Linked DNA regions of Homo sapiens: region 1 is linked to region 2. A link is an interaction called in ENCODE POLR2A ChIA-PET data of the cell type or tissue named here. Cell type or tissue: Caco-2. All regions are shown on one strand. Links, peaks and the distances in the headings refer to the core of each region. The heading gives the core; the rest is flanking DNA. Region 1 overlaps MAP3K14 (mitogen-activated protein kinase kinase kinase 14). Region 2 holds the start of HEXIM2-AS2 (HEXIM2 antisense RNA 2).

The links. ChIA-PET counts read pairs that join two places held together with the same protein. Peaks named below come from ENCODE experiments on the same cell type or tissue, not always from the same donor. Only the 100,000 strongest peaks of a DNase experiment are listed, where the experiment ranks them.
Region 1: POLR2A ChIA-PET joins it to region 2 with 7 read pairs; 6 of 35 experiments call an interaction of 5 or more read pairs at or near these places.

What each region holds. Positions count from the first base shown.
Region 1 is chr17:45,290,983-45,299,229 of GRCh38, forward strand. All of the region lies in intron 1 of MAP3K14 (mitogen-activated protein kinase kinase kinase 14), which reads right to left. Among named protein-coding and RNA genes, the nearest start is that of MAP3K14, 22 kb to the right of the region's middle. RefSeq lists enhancers at 2,501-2,795, 4,705-4,764, 8,057-8,206 and a silencer at 2,501-2,795. In Caco-2, for the core only: no CTCF peak of the experiment used is centred there; no DNase peak of the experiment used is centred there.
Region 2 is chr17:45,171,189-45,179,435 of GRCh38, forward strand. HEXIM2-AS2 (HEXIM2 antisense RNA 2) reads right to left here and starts at 297. Exons shown (of 2, transcript NR_135646.1): 1 at 1-297. RefSeq lists enhancers at 1-147, 234-528, 1,106-2,064, 2,065-3,022 and a silencer at 694-988. In Caco-2, for the core only: no CTCF peak of the experiment used is centred there; DNase peaks (open chromatin) are centred at 4,113 and 5,143.

The DNA of each region.
Region 1 (8,247 bases), core at 989-5,988, 120 kb after region 2:
AGTACCACAACATAAACAGCCTCCTTCACTGTGTCCAGCAAGGATGCCAGCCCACTCCCTCTAGGAGAGCTGTGGCACAAATGTCTGGGTTGGCTCTTTCTTGCCTTTATGATGGCTCGATCTTTTTCTGTTGTTTTATGGCAAACTTTGTTTCCCCAGGACAGGGTGGTGAATCCCAGACTCCAAAACCATGGCCTCACTGACCCCACATAAGCCTTTGGAGAGGACCTGTTGGCACACACCATCCACAGCGACTTTTCTCCAAGTGGAGAGAAGCAAGGTTCTATTCTGTTCCCTAGTAGGAGGTAGATATCTGTGTGTGTGTGTGTGTGTGTGTGTCCTACAAAGTCTAAAACTCAGCATGCAAATGGTGCTCAGCACGTGGTTCCTTGCCCAATGCGTCTGTTTGTGGCTCTCCAGAAGGAACTAACATGCTTCCTCCTCTAATGTCCAAACTCATTGGCTGAAAACTTCTAGGTATCATTTTTCATTCAGGCAACATCAGGAGTAGAATTTATATTCAAGGCCCTAACACGAACCTATACCTCTAGAAATAAAGAATAAAGCATAAGAATTCACGTCTCTCTGGGTTCTGTCTTGCCCAGCCCTAGGAAGCTGCAAAGAAGAGCAACCCAGAGTTGCCAACAATCTGTGCAAACAGCCTGCAGACTGGAATTGGCAAAAAAGAGAAGAGCACTGATTTGAGACTGTTACCATTTGGAAACCTTTTTAAAGGCTGGGAGTTTTTAAAGGGCAGGGCCCCTCTCAGGCATGACTTGCTTTAGAAACAGCCTGAGAAGGTCCCAAATGCAGACAGATTTTTAATAACTGCTCTCTGATGGTAGGTTTGTCTTAAAGCTGCTACCAGCAGAAATCATCTTCCTTGCTATAACTCTGTGAACCCTGGATCACTTCTCTGCTTCTGGGGCAGACAGGTACACCATCTGAAGCTGAACTCTAAGGCCTCTGGCCTTTTGCCCTGTGAGGCCTGAGGACTGAATGAGATGGTGGGAAGCTGAGGTACTAGGTTGAAGCATTCCTCCTTCTGAATCTGCCTCACTGGTCTTCCCACCTCGATGGCTATGAAAGGCTCTGCCAGCTTGGCTGGCGGGTGTGGTGGGGTTTGTTGTTCACTATTGATTAGTTCCTTGCATCTCTGTCTTTAAGGGTCTCCTAGCTCTGAACTTGGAGCAGCTCCAGCTTCCTGCAAGGATGCCTGGATTTGGTACCAAACGCCAGATGCTGAGGAGGCTGAATGGGTGGCCTCACTGTTACCTGAGGATCTTAAGAAGTCTGAGGGGGCCGGACATGGTGGCCCATGCCTGTAATCCCACCACTTTGGGAGGCTGAGGCAGAAGGATTACTTGAGCCCAGGAGTTCAAGATCAGCCTGGGCAACATGGTGGAACCCTGTCTCTACAAAAAAATACAAAAAATTAGCTGGGGTAGCTGGCCTGTAGTCCCAGCTACTCTAGAGGCTGCGGTGGGAGGAATGCTTGAGCCCAGGAGGTTGAGGCTGCAGTGAGCTGAGATTGCACCATTGCATTCTCCAGCCTGAGTGACAGAATAAGACCCTGTCTCTAAAAGAAAAAAAAAGTCTAAGGGGTGTTCTGACATCCAATTAGGCAAAAGCCCTTCAAGGCTGGCTATGCTTCTTGTAACTGTACTTTCATCCCACCTCACACCTCCCCACCCCACTCTACCTCCAAAAAAGAAACTGACCTAAGCCCAGAGCCGATCCCACTGTTCTCAGCCTCTTTACCAGGGGAAATGAGATCTTAAGAACAGACCAAAAAGTCTCCAAACCTAACAGCAGTAGGGAATGCTCACAGGGAGCTCGATGTGAGCGTGACCTCCTCATTTCTATTTGAAGAAGCTGAGGCCTAATTCAGTGGAGACTTGCCCAAGGTCACCCAACCCACGTGTGACAGGACATGGCCAGGATCCAGACCCTAGGTTCTTTAGGCTATGATGCCCACTCCCCAAGCTCCTGGGTTACAGGCAAATGCAGGAGGGCACACTAAGGTCCTCCCTGGTCAACAGGCTCCTGAGGGAAGAGGTGGGGCCCTGCACACAGTGCCTCCCCAGTGTATAGCACAGGGGCCACAGACCACGCAACTGACGCTGGCTGAACGAGGGACTCAAAGGACAAAGATTGCTTTTCCATAACCTTTGGAGACAGGATGATCCCGAATGCTGAGGAGGAAGAGAGAGTCCTGCCTGATGAATGAGAAAAATGAGGCCAGGTGGTGCAGTTGCTGCTCTGAGGGGCACGTGGCTATTAGAGATCTGGCTGTGTGGGGGCTCTGATAGCCTGTCTCCGCCTGGCATGGCCCAACGGAGGCTTCTGGATAGGTCATCCTGAGCTAGAACTCCTCCAGAGGGGGTGCAGGGCATCCCGAGTCCCAGAGTTGTCCTTTCATATTGGTGTTAGGTAGGCAGCTGTCCAGCGCCCCTCTGTGAGCACACCAGGCTCCCCTCTTCCCAGAGAAGTGGAAGCTGAGGCTGAGGCAGCCACGCTCAGAGACTCCTTTGCAGTTCCCCGATGACTCATCCAACAGCCTGGCAGGCAGACAGTAACAAGGAGGCTGTTGAGAAGCTGACCCAGCAGATGGCAGCTGAACTTGTGAAGGACATGGGGAAAACAGGCTGACCCTCACCTCTCAGGGGCACAAATCACGGCCTGGGAGCTGTAAAGCTCCTCCTGTGGCTGGCTTTTCTGTGCCACATCACCATGACTCAGACCCTCACCGACAGCCTCCAAGTTCAAGAGGCTATTCTTGGGACACTTTGGCCTGACAGTGGCTCTCCCCAAACACCACCTCCCACACAGACACACATGCACACACACACATGCACACACAGACACACACACATACGGATGCACTTGCTCCCTCCCTCCTTTCCTAATTCTATCTGGACTCTGGTCTACAAAAATCATGGTTCTGTACTAAGTCCAGGACTACTGGCCAGGGGGCCTTCCCAGCCCTGGACTTTGGTCTCTGGCTGTCACCCCAGCTCATGGCCCTAACACTTTGCCCCTTCTCCCTCCTGCAGCGTGTGGGGAGGACGAAGTGGGAGCCAGTTATGTCTCTGCCTTTGAAGGCAAGTCAAACTCCTGATTCATTCCTCAGCCTAGACACTCTCCTCAGCTTATTCACGCCCCAAAGGCATTGGGCCCTCTACTCTCTGCATAAGAGTTGAGGACACGAGCAGTGGCAACAGCCAAACCCACATGGCTCACCCATAAGCCCAAGAAATCAGAAGAGGAAAGGAAAGGAGCAGAATTCACTCCATATTCTTTGAGGCCTGATGCACAGACACTGTTGGTTCTTTCTTCTGTGATGCCTCAGTGACCTCCTGGAGAAGCCTGGGGGATAGGAATGATCTGGACAGTACCAGATCAACCTCTGGGCATAGCTGTATGAGGAGTTCTTAATCTAGGTTCAAGGATGGATTCAGGGAGAAAAATGTAATTTGCATTTTTCCAGGGAAGACTTGGTCCATAGCTTTCAACAGATTCTCCAAGGATCTGCCATTCCCCAGAAGGTTCCTCTAGTCTCCCTAGAAAATCAGGGCCGGGCTAAATGCCTGATTCTGGCTCTATTCTTCCACTCCGAGGAAAAGCTCTCCAATGCAGCAGTTTCCAATCTGACCACAGATTAGAATAACCAGATAAGTTCTTTAAATGCATTCCTCCTAGGCCTGCTGAACCAGTCACTGGGCATTAGGCCCAGAATCTGTACTTTTGACAAGTTCTCTGGATGATTCTGATGCCAAAGGGCCAGAGACTGCCACCTGACCCCTGCTCTGTACTCAAGGCGACACTGTCCAAAATGGTAGCCACTAGCAACATGTGGCTATTTACATTTAATTAAAATGAGGTAAAATTTTAAAATCATTTCCTTGTTACACTAGCTACCATACTCAACAGTGCAGACAGAGAACATGTCCAGCATTGCAGAAAGTTCTATTGGACAGTGCTGTTCTGAGGTGATGAGAGCGGTGTTTTCTCTGACAGTAAAATTTCTGTTCCTAGGATTCTGGGGCAGGAATGGGGTTTACAGTAAACAAATTTTTGATTCACTGGAAGATACAAAAACAATGTTTTAAATGTTAATCTTCACAGATGATAACCTTTTTAGAATATATCATATTTCATTCAGTTCCCTGTTTTAGCAAGTACAACATAGTAAAAATTCCAGACTGGGAACCAGAAGCTATGGGTTCTAGCCTTAACAATTTTTTTTTTTTTAAGAAGAGCAGTGGGACCATTTTTGTCAAATGAAATCATACCTCATCTCCCAATAACTAAAAGAACCAGATGCATGCAACTGGCATGTAACTCACATTTGAACCCGCTGCCCTGGCTGAAGGAGCTCCACATGCTCAGTGTCCCTTCATCCACCGAGGACCTCTACAAAATCCCTAGTTCTCCAAGAAAAGAGTTTGGAAACCAGCGGCCTAGGAAATCTTTTGAGGTTCCTTCTAGTTCTGAGAATGTAGCCCATCTGTCAGGATTCTTTGAGGGCTGGACAACTCCAACTCAGAATACTAACTGTCGATACTTACAAAGTACCTACTGTCATCTCATTTTCAGACATGAAGATATGGCTTAGGGAAGTGTAGTAGCACACCAAAAGTTACGCAGTTGCAGGTTGCAGAGGTGGGGTTGAACCTAGACTGCTGCCTCCTAAGCCGACATCTAAACCTTGAGCTAGCCACTTCTTTTAACTTCTCTGAGTTTCTTCTCTTAGCTCCTTCAGAGCTGTTTTGAAGACCGAATGAAGACGAGTACATGAAATGCCAATCAGGTTGCCTGGCCAACAGAAGAGGCTAAATGAATGTTCATTCCCTTGTCTGTCACCAGGCTACTAAAAGCCATCACTGAGAAGATGGGACTTCTCTGTTTCAGCACCATATAGCCAAGGTATCTTGAGCCTTACCTAGTTCATGCAATGCTTGGAGCCTTGATTCTCCATACACGAAAGGGAAATAAAACTCTGTCTTACAGGGCCAGCTTGAAAATGTCTACAAGGGGCCAAGGCAAATCCCTCTCATGACTATTTCATCTGGAAGTAAAAACTTGTCCTTCTCTGAATGCCCAGAGGGGATAAATAGCAGAAGTAGAATGACTCAACTTCCTTAATAAGATATTGGTTGAAAACCAATCTTCTCCCAACTTCCTCTTTTAAGTCTTCAGCTTGCCTGGCCACCAGGCCACAATAGGCAAACCTCTGCCTACTCAAAGTGCGGGGCTGGGCTGGGTGCGGTGGCTCACGCCTGTAATCTCAGCACTTTGGGAGGCCAAGGCAGGAGGATCACTTGAGACCAGCAGTTTGACACCAGCCTGGACAACATAGTGAGACTTCATCTCTACAAAAAATTAAAAAATTAGCCAGGCATGGTGGCACACGCCTGTAGTCCTAGCTACTTGGGAGCCTGAAGCAGGAGGGTTGCTTGAGCCTGCAGTGAGCCATGACTGCACCACCGCACTCCAGTCTGGGCAACAGAGCAAGACCCCATCTCAAAAGGAAAAATAAAGAAAGAAAGAAAAGGAGGGGAAAAAAAAAGAGGGAACCAAGGGCAAGTATCAGGCAGAGCAAGCTGGCCTGGCAAAACAGCCATCTGGCGAGGCAGACTCAGAAGTCCCCATACATGCTCATCCTGACTCCCCTTTCTACCCTTTCTGCCCTTCCTACAGCCCTTCCCCCAGTTTGTTCCAGACTGATTCCTTCACTTGCCCGAGCAGGGCAGCACTGGGCAAGCCTCTGATTCTCTTCTTCTGCCCACCCTGTTCCTCCCATAGGGAGTGGCTGCTTGCCTTCCTCCCTTATCAATGTCTGCCCAGATCTCACCTATCCTTTAAGGCCTATCTACTCAATGAAGCCTTTTATGGTAGGCTTCTGCATCCACCCTATAAACATTCAATGAGTGTCTCCCAAGTGCCAGGGAATGTAATAGCCACTACCGTCCATAAATGTCTTCTGTGTATGGGGCACTGTGCCAGGAACTCTATCTGCCTTGTTAATGCATTCCACACCAACCCTGCAAGGTTGGCAATATTATCTCCAATTTTACAGATGAAGAAATTAAGGCTTAGAGAGGTACATTACCTACAGGAATAAATGAGGCTCAATTTATACAGTTAGAGCATCCAACATGGAGTTAGGGCTCAAGCCAGGACACTCTTGGCCCATTCTCTTAGGACCCAAGGATCTCTAGTTCCTTCCTAGAATAAAATCTGGTTGGCAGAGGCATCTAGAACATCCAGGAACTGAGCAGTATTACTACCCATGTGGATATTACTACCCCTAGCATCTGCCCATCTACTGTTGGTAATAATTCCTTAGCCCAGGTAGACAGGAAGCAGACGAAGATCCCTTACTGATGAGGGGTCTTGTCAAGTCAGGGCTGAATCAGCCATCAATTTGTCAGACTTTTAGTTCAGTTACGCCACTAAATCCTGTTATGTTATGTGTTATGACTTAACTTGATGGTTTTAACAGGTCGTTTCATTTTCTTGAAACAATCAAACAAATGCACATCTAATACACACATACACAAACAGGAGTTCTAGGTAAGGTGGCACTGCCTTCACTGAAAGAACCACTGAAGGATGTACTTTGCAAAGAAAAAAGTAAATAGGAAAAAGAAACAATGGTAGGCACAGGAACTCAAACAATATGTTGGTCAATTTAATTAACAGTTGAATATGAGAAATTGGTTTAAATCTTTTTTTTTTTTTTTTTTTTTGAGATGGAGTCTTGCTCTGTCGCCCAGGCTAGAGTGCAGTGGCACAATCTTGGCTCACTGCAACCTCAGCATTCTGGTTCAAGTGATTCTCCTGCCTCAGCCTCCTGAGTAGCTGGGATTACAGGCATGTGCCACCACATCTGGCTAATTTTTGTATTTTTAGTAGAGATGGGATTTCCCCATGTTGGCCAGGCTGGTCTCGAACTCCTGACCTCAGGTGATCTGCCTGCCTTGGCCTCCTAAAGTGCTGGGATTACAGGCATGAGCCACCATGTCTGGCCAGTTTAAATCGTTTTAAAACATGAAAATCTAGACACCAACAATAAGGAAGATGGGTGAAATGGGTTGTTCAATGGGTAAAAAGTAACATGATCCTTGCCTTTTTGGGGACTTTATGTACAACAACTTTTAAATTTTATTAGAAAAAATTACAGTTAGTATGTATGTTGATTTAAGAGTAATGACTAAAATAATAGAAATACAATTCAGACCAGAAGAATAAAGGAGGAAAAATAGAAAATGCTGTCAATCTGATACAAGGCAAGGCAAGGAGGAAAAAAGAAGCAAAAAGGACAATAAATATAAAATAAAAACACAAGATGGCAGAAATAAGGCAAAATATTAGCATGTCATTAACCACAGTACATGTGAGTAGATTACAAAACAGCAAACCAGATTGGATTTTAAAAGATCCAGCTAGATGCTGACTAAAAGAAACAAAACAAAATTATCCAGAAAAGTTGGAAATAAAGACATAGAAAGAGATGTGCCAGGCCAATATTAACCACAAAGAAGTAATATTCGTATCAGACAAAATACTTAAGACAAAAAGATATAATCACTTCTAGGCACCCGATAAAGAGCCTCCAAATCCAATGACTGGAGGCAGGCTGAGGCTTTATGTTGAGTAAGGTCTTGGCCCCAGAGTGTCCTGTCTAGCTGCAGAGCAAGGATCTTATGCGTGGCAGTTCCTGGGCATGTACTAGGTCTGCTGGGTGTTGGGCCCCGTGCTGAGTGCTGGCAGTACACTGAGGAAGAAGACACTGTCCCTTGAGGATCTTACAGTCTACTGGGGGAAACAGACAAGAAGTCAGAAGAGTTCAGTACAATACAGGGATGCAATGACAGAGATAGACACACAGCAGATGTGACGGGAACACAGAGCGACACCTAGTCCAGCCCAGGAGGTGATGCCTGAGCTGAGTCTGAAGCAGTGAGCAAGACCTGCCCAAGAAAAAGGAGAGGGTGTTCTGGGTAGAGGGGATGGCAAAAGGTAAGGCACAGAGGTGAGTCAATGCAGCAATCACCAGCAGCTTGAAGTTGTCAGTGAGTAAAGCGTAAGTCAGGCAGTCCCAGGAGAGGAGGCTGCAGATGAAGTTCAGCTATCAGACCATGGACACACGCTTGATCCTCATATACCCCCAGGGTTTAAATTCTCAGATGAGTGAGCGGGGTATAATTCCACATTCCTCCCAGACTCTTGGGGGTAAAG
Region 2 (8,247 bases), core at 2,241-7,240:
TGAAACACAGAACAGATTCTAGGAACGCATGGGTTTCAAGAGAAAGCAAAATCTCATCCTGGGAGACCTGCCCCTGGAACCCTGGGTCCTCAGACAGCTCAGTCAGGAAGGGCAGCAGGAATGATCATCGCCACTTTGCAGACGGGAAACCGGAGGCTTAGCGAGGAAGTGGCTTTTTGGATTCCAGGAGAGCCTCTGGAGGCCTGCCTGCCCCTGTGGGGTGCTGTGGGGTGCTAGCCTGGGACCCAGAGGCCCCTTGGCATTTGCTGGCAGCCTCCCAGCTGCATTCCTCAGCATGGAGCCCGAGGGAGAGAGGAGGCCTGGGACAAAGGTGGACAAAGGTTGTTTACCCGGAGGTGCCTCTGTGTGTGTGTGTCTAGGAGGTGAGAGAAGATTCCAGAGGGCTGCTGGAGTGTCGGGGGAGGGGTGTGGGTGAGGGTGCTGGGTGCTCATTGTGGGCTGGTTATGCCAGGGAGGGGCAGGTGAAGAGTTTGGCCTTTCTTGGCCCAGAAGCTGAGGAGCCTGGAGGCAGGGAAGCTGCCAGCTGCTCCTCCAACATCCCCCTTACACGTAAAAGGCTGAAGGGCGCAAATAGGGCAGCACCTCGGTGGGTTAATTCCCGCACCCCCACCTCACCCCGCTGGAGGGCGGGTGGGGCAAGAAGAGAACAAAGGAGAGGATGCTAGCCGGGAGTGTGGGAGGGCCTGAACCCAAATGGGAGGGGTCCGTGAAAAGGGTCCCTGTCTGCCCCTCCCCCTGTCTGGCTCCCTGATTCCTGGGTAAGGGGTGTGCAGGGAGGAGATCGTCCTGGGGCCAGAGCTGGGGCTTAGCACTGGAGAGAACCGGCTCAGCTGTGGGTGGGAGCCAGGCCTGGGTCCCTCGGTGCCCCGCCCCCTTCGCTGCTTCCAGTTGTTCCCACACCTGCTGCTTGGTCTTGAAGCCTGGGCCTCCACTCCGCCTACTGCAATGGTGGAAGCTCCAGTTTACAAGACACCCCCACCCCCACATCACACGCCCTAGCTGGGGAAGTTGGGCTTGGACACAGCCTCCCTGGGCCTTTCCACAGCTGCCCTCACGCCCTGTGCTTTCTGGGACCCTCTTGGTCAACTGGGCCGGGGAAGGGAAGCGCAGAGAACATATGTTTCATGGGAGTGACTGTTGAAGCCTCCCACCACCCCTGCCCAGCCTGTCTTAGGATCCCTCTTTCTTCCCCGGCAGGAACTGCCCGACCCCAGGTGGAAACTCCTGTGCCCAGTGGACAGACCCTGCCTGCAATAGGGTCAGAGTATGAGGGAGAGGGGTAGGCAGAGATTGGTGGGCTGGGGCAGGAAGAAGCTGCCAGGGAGTGGGGGGAGGGGGTCCAAAGGGAAGTAACGGTATTGGGGGGAAAGGTGGCCAGGTCCCATTGCCCTTGTTGGGAACAGGCAAGTGTGGCACTGGCCCTTTAAGTGGGGGTGCCAGTCAGTGCCCTCCCCCAACCAACCCAATTCATGGGCACACTGAGCATGTGCAGGGGCTGTGCATGTGGGGAGGGGAGGAGAGGGGAGGGGAGAGGGGGGCATACATTCCGGAGGGAGCTTCTCATCCCCCTACTTCCGGTAGCTGCCCCCACTCTCCTTCCTGGGTCTGACAAAGGAGCCCATGGTGCTCACCCAATCCCTTCCCCCACCCCAGGCCCCAGGGGGTGCTGCCCTCTGCAAGTGCTGAAGCTGCCATGGGTGCTGGGCAGGCCCTCTCTGCCCTGGGGAGTCTCCTGGCCGCCTGGAGGTGGCACACATGCAGCCCAGTGCCGGCCTCACTTCCCTGGTGTGGGCGGCGGCGAATCTTCCTGCTGCCTACGTGTTCCATTTCATTCCATTGGTGCCAGGGTTTTTAAAAGAACCATCCACCTGTGATGCCACTTTGAAAGTGAAACAGCTCAAAGGATGCAGGCCCTACCCCCTAACCAGGACCTTCCAGTCAGAGAGGAAGCAAACAGCCCAGAGGCTGCAAGGGCCTTCCTTGAATCCCGCTCCTTCTGCTTCTCCCCTGCTGGCCAAGGGATCAAAGTCAGCTTCCTCCAGACTACCTTCACCTGCAGCCTGGGACCTTCCCTCAAACCTTTCCACCACCTAAACCTTACCTGTTTCTGCCAAGTCTTCCCCTCTCCCAGCCCTCAGCCCCTCCTGTTACCACCCCTACCTCTTTAGCACTTGTCCACTCTTAGCTACTGGTACCATTCTTTTTATTTTTTATTTATTTATTTTTTTTTGAGACAGAGTCTCACTGTTGCTCAGGCTGGAGTGCAGTGGTGCGATCTCAGCTCACTGCAACCTCTGCCCCCCCAGGTTCAAGCAATTCTCCTGCCTCAGCCTCCCGAGTAGCTGGGATTACGGGCACCTGCCACGACGCCCAGCTTATTTTTGTATTTTTAGTAGAGACGGGTTTACATCCTGTTGGCCAGGCTGGTCTCAAAAACTCCTGACCTCAGGTGATCTGCCCATCTCAGCCTCCCAAAGTGCTGGGATTATAGGCATGAGCCACCATGCCCAGCTTATTTTTCATTCTTTTTTTGTTTGTTGTTTTGGTTTTTGAGACGCAGTTTCACTCTTGTTGCCCAGGCTGGAGTGCAATGGCGCAGTCTCAGCTCACTGCAACCTCCGCCTCCCAGGTTCAAGCAATTCTCCTGCCTCAGCCTCCGATGTAGCTGGGATTACAGGTGCCCGCCACCATGCCCAGCTAGTTTTTGTATTTTTAGTAGAGACAGAGTTTCAGCCTGTTGGCCAGGCTGGTCTCAAAAACTCCTGGCCAGGCGCAGTGGCTCACGCCTGTAATCCCAGCACTTTGGGAGGCTGAGGTGGGCGGATCACGAGGTCAGGAGATCGAGACCATCCTGGCTAACACTGTGAAACACTGTCTCTACTGAAAATACAAAAAAATAACCGGGTGTGCTGGCGGGCGCCTGTAGTCCCAGCTACCGGGAGGCTGAGGCAGGAGAATGGCATGAACCTGGGAGGCGGAGCTTGCAGTGAGCCGAGATCGCGCCACTGCACTCCAGCCTGGGCGACAGAGCCAGACTCCGTCTCAAAAAAAAAAAAAACAAAAAACTCCTGACCTCAGGTGATCCGTCCACCTTGGCCTCCCAAAGTGCCAGGATTAAAGGCGTGAGCCACCGCACCCAGCCTATTTTTCATTCTTGAAGTGAAATTTACATGCCACAAAATCACCCCTTTAAAAGTGAACAAAGGGCGGGTGTGGGTGGCTCATGCCTGTAATCCCAGCACTTTGGGAGGCTGAGGTGGGCGGATTACCTGAGGTCAGGAGTTCGAGACCAGCCTGGCCAACAGGGTGAAACCCCATCTCTACTAAAAAATATAAAAATTAAGTCAGGCACGCTGGCTCACACCTGTAATCCCAGCACTTTGGGAGGCCAAAGCAAGTGGATCATGAGGTCAGTAGTTTGAGACCAGCATGACCAACATGGTGAAACCCCGTCTCTACTAAAAATACAAAAATTAGCCGGGTGTGGTGGCGTGCACCTGTAATCCCAGCTACTCAGGAGGCTGAGGCAGGAGAATCACTTGAACCCGGGAGGTGGAGGTTGCAGTGAGCTGAGATCGCACCACTGCACTCCAGCCTGGGCAGCAGAGTGAGACTCCGTCTCAAAAAAACAAAAAAAAAAAAAAAGAAAAAAGAAAAAAAATTAGTTGAGCGTGGCGGCATGTGCCTATAATCCCAGCTTCTTGGGAGGCTGAGGCAGGACAATCTCTTGAACCCAGGAGGCGGAGGTTGCAGTGAGCCGAGATCGCACCACTGTACTCCAGCCTGGGCGACAGAGCGAGACTCCTTTTAAAAAAAAAAAAAAAGAAAAGAAAAAAAGTGAATAAGGCCAGGGCATGGTGGCTCACATGTGTAATCCCAGCACTTTGAGAGGCCCAGGTGGGAAGATTGCTTGAGCCCGAGTTCGAGACCAACCTGTGCAACATGATGAGACCCTGTCTCTACCAAAAAAAAAAAAAAACAACCAAACAAAACATTCAGGTGTGTTGGTGCACATCTGTAGTCCCAGCTACTCAGGAAGCTGAGGTGGAAGGATTGCTTAAACCCAGAAGGTCAAGGATGCAGTGAGCTGTGATTGCGTCACTGCACTCCATCCTGGGTGACAGTGAGACCTTGCCTCAAAAAAAAAAAAAAAAAAAAAAAAGGCTGGGCTCAGTGGCTCATGTCTGTAATCCCAGCACTTTGGGAGGCCGAGGCGGGTGGATCGTGAGGTCAGGGGATGGAGATCATCCTGTCCAATGTGGTGAAACCCTGTCTCCACTAAAAATACAAAAAATTAGCTGGGTGTGGGTGGCGCGCGCCTGTAGTCCCAGCTACTCAGGAGGCTGAGGCAGGAGAATCGCTTGAACCCAGGCGGTGGAGGTTGCAGTGAGCCAAGATCGCGCCACTGCCCTCCAGCCTGGCGACAGAGCAAGACTCCGTCTCAAAAAAAAACAAAAACAAAAACGTGAACAACCCAGTGGCATTTAGTACATATTCATGATGTGTGCAACTGCCACTTCTAGTTTCAAACATTATCACTCCAAAAGGAAACCCTGTACCCATTAAGCATTTACTCCCCATTCCGTCCTTCCCTAGTCTGGCAGCCACCAATCTGCTTTTTGTTTCTATGGGTTTACTCATTCTGGATATTCTGGTGGTAGAGCCACGAGGGGAAAACTCTCTGGTCTCTTGGTGTCTGTACCTGAAACACACAGACTCCCCGAGGGTGCTGCTGTAGAGGGAGCACTGGACCAGGAGTCCTGAGCCCTGTGATCCATCCCAGTTCTTCTTCTCACTCAGGGGCTCTTTTTCTTCATTTGTTCAAAGGGTTGGGAGGTGGCCTCAGGCCAGTTTAGGATCCTGCATCCTCCAGGACCCATCCCTGGCCAGGGGGCTTCTACCTGGAACAATGCTGCCTGGCCAACCACCCCGTTGATCTCCTGCCTCCTCCCTGTGAGTCCAGGCAGTGAAGGTGGAGCCAGGGGACAGTGTGATTAATACTGTGGGGTTTAGGGTAAGACACAGGAGATGAAGAAACTTGAGCTCAGAGAGGTTGAGAAACTTGCCCAAGGCCACACAATTCCTGCCATACTGGAGCCTTAGCCGGTTCTCTGATTGTAGTTTGAGCCCTTGACCACCTTAGTCTCCTATCTTCAAAGAGATAAAGTAAATTAAAGGCTTAGCCAAGTGCCAGCTGTGTGGGAGGTGTGCTCAGATGGAAGCAGCCATACATTTTACGACTTCCAGGACATTGTGTAATCATGAGTAGCTCTATTACAAGGTGGTTCTTGGGAGTTCTCACTGTCTCCCTCCCTTAACTTTTTTCTTTTTTCTTTTTTTTTTTTTTCTTGAGACAGAGTCTCGCTCTGTTGCCAGGCTGGAGTGCAGTGGCGCGATCTTGGCTCACTGCAACCTCCTACTCCCTGCTACTCCCTGGTTCAAGCAATTCTCCTGCCTTGGCCTCCCGAGTAGCTGAGATTACAGGCACAGGCCACCACGCCCAGCTAATTTTTGTATTTTTAGTAGAGATGGGGTTTCACCGTGTTGGCCAGGATGATCTCGATCATGAGCCACCGCTCCCGGCCCTCCCTCCCTTAACTTTGGGAGCAGGTTTCCTCTCTGCCCTCTCTACCAGCCTCTCTAGGAAGACAGCTTTTTCTTTCTTTCTTTCTTTCTTTCTTTCTTTCTTTCTTTCTTTCTTTCTTTCTTTCTTTCTTTCTTTCTTTCTTTCTTTCTTTTCTTTCTTTCTTTCTTTTTTTTTTTTTTTGAGATGGAGTCTCGCTGTGTCACCCAGGCTGGAGTGCAGTGGTGCAATCTCGGCTCACCGCAACCTCTGCCTCCCAGGTTCACTCCATTCTCCTGCCTTGGCCTCCCAAGTAGCTGGAACCACAGGCACCCGCCACCAGGCCTGGCTAATTTTTTGTATTTTTAATAGAGATGGGGTTTCACCATGTTAGCCAGGATGATCTCGATCTCCTGACCTCGTGATCCACCTGCCTCAGCCTCCCAAAGTGCTGGGATTACAGGCATGAGCCACCACGCCTGGCCTTTTTTTTTTTTTTTAATTGAGACAGAGTCTCGCTCTGTTGCCCACGCTGGAGTGCAGTGGCATGATCTCGACTCACTGCAATTTCTGCCTCCTGGGTTCAAGCAATTCTCCTGTCTCAGTCTCCTGAGTAGCTGGGACTACAGGCGCCCGCCACCACGCCTGGCTAATTTTTGTATTTTTAGTAGAAACGGGTTTTTACCTTGTTGGTCAGGCTGGTCTTGAACTCCTGACCTCAGGTGATCCACCGGCCTCGGCCTCCCAAAGTGCTGGGATTACAGGCGTGAGCCACTGCGCCAGGCTGAGGACAGCCTTCGTGGGGGCTGGGAGGGGGCCCTGGACCCCGAGCCCTTCAGGCAAGTGGATGTGTGGGAAGCATTGTTTTTCTTCCCCCTCAAATAAGGAGATTTTATTGTTCCTCCCCGCATCCCTTCAAACTGTATTTATCCATATTTTCATGGCTGAACCTCCACCCTTGCCCCTCAAAGAGGAAGTCTTTTGTGGAGCCAGAGAAAGGAGGGGACTGCTCAGGCCTGGCCTGTCAGGGGGACAGGCTGCACAGCTGACACCCAGTTGGCCACTGTGTCCCGGCGGCTTGTGAGCATGGACATTCCAGAGACCACCTGCCCCAGAAGCCCCCTCTAGACCCCGTTTAAGATGGAAAACCCCAGACGAGCCCTCAAGGCACCTGCTGTGTCCTGCCTCAGGGCATCCATGACAGGTCCCTCTCCTTACCTGATGCCTCAGGAGGATGTGCTCAAGGAGACTAAGTCATGAGATGGACATTGTGACCCACGTGAGCCTCAGTCAGCCATGTGGTGACTGCTTTGCCACAGTTTGAGGACCTGGACAGGCTCCCTCGTGGCCCGTACCTTGAGCCGAGCCCTGTGGCTGCCGGGCTGGCAAGTTCCCAGCCTGAGGACCACGAAGTCCCCAGGCCCCACATCCTTAAGGGCTTGACCTCCATGCCTTTGCTTCTCAGCACCAGCCAGCTGTTTCCCTCTTGAGCCTCTGAGAAAGAGGATCTTTTTTCTCTGGGCCCCTGGTCCCACTGTCCTCACTTGTAATTCACATTAGTTGTGTTTGTTGCCACAGGTCTATACCCTTCCTCCCAGGCTCTCTCCTGAACAACCCTGGCTTCCCTGGCCTCCCCAGGCAGCAATCCCCTGCTCCCTCTCCTCCCCTCTTTCCCTGAGCTCCAGATTCTAGCAGATTTTAAAAATTATTGTTGTAGGCCGGGCGCGGTGGCTCACGCCTGTAATCCCAGCACTTTGGGAGGCTGAGGCAGGCAGATCACGATGTCAGGAGATCGAGACCATCCTGGCTAACATGGTGAAACCCGTCTCCACTAAAAATACAAAAAAAAAAAAAATTAGCCGGGTGTGGTGGCGGGCGCCTGTAGTCCCAGCTACTCAGGAGGCTGAGGCAGGAGAGTGGTGTGAACCCAGGAGGCGGAGGTTGCAGTGAGCCGAGATTGCACCACTGCACTTCAGCCTGGGCAACAGAGTGAGACTCCATCTCAAAAAAAAAAAAAAAAATTGTTGTAGGCTGGGCATGGTGGCTCATGCCTGTAATCCCAGCACTTTGGGAGGCTGAGGCAGGTGGATCACGAGGTCAGGAGTTTGAGACCAGCCTGGCCAAGATGGTGAAACCCCGTCTCTACTAAAAATACAAGAATTAGCTGGGCGTGGTGTCAGGCGCCTGTAATCCCAGCTACGCAGGAGGCTGAGGCAGGAGGCTTGAACCCAGGAGTTGGAGGTTGCAGTGAGTTGAGATGGCACCACTGCACTCCAGACTGGGCAACAGAGCTAGACTCTCTCTCTCTCTGTCTCTCTCTCTCTCACACACACACACACACACACACACAAAATTATTGTTGTAGTCTTAATTTTTCCAAATGGCTATACAGGCCGGGCATGGTGGCTCACACCTGTAATTCCAGCACTTTGAGAGGCCGAGGCAGAGGGATCGCTTGAGGTCAGGAGTTCTAGACTAGCTTGGGCAACACAAGGAGATCCCATCTCTACTAAAAGTAAAAAACAAACAAAAACAAATGGACTGGGCACAGTGGCTCACACCTATAAGCCCAGCACTTTGGGAGGACGAGGCAGGTGGATCACTTGAGGTTAGGAGTTTGAGCCCAGCCTGGCCAACATGGTGAAAGCCCATCTCTACTAAAA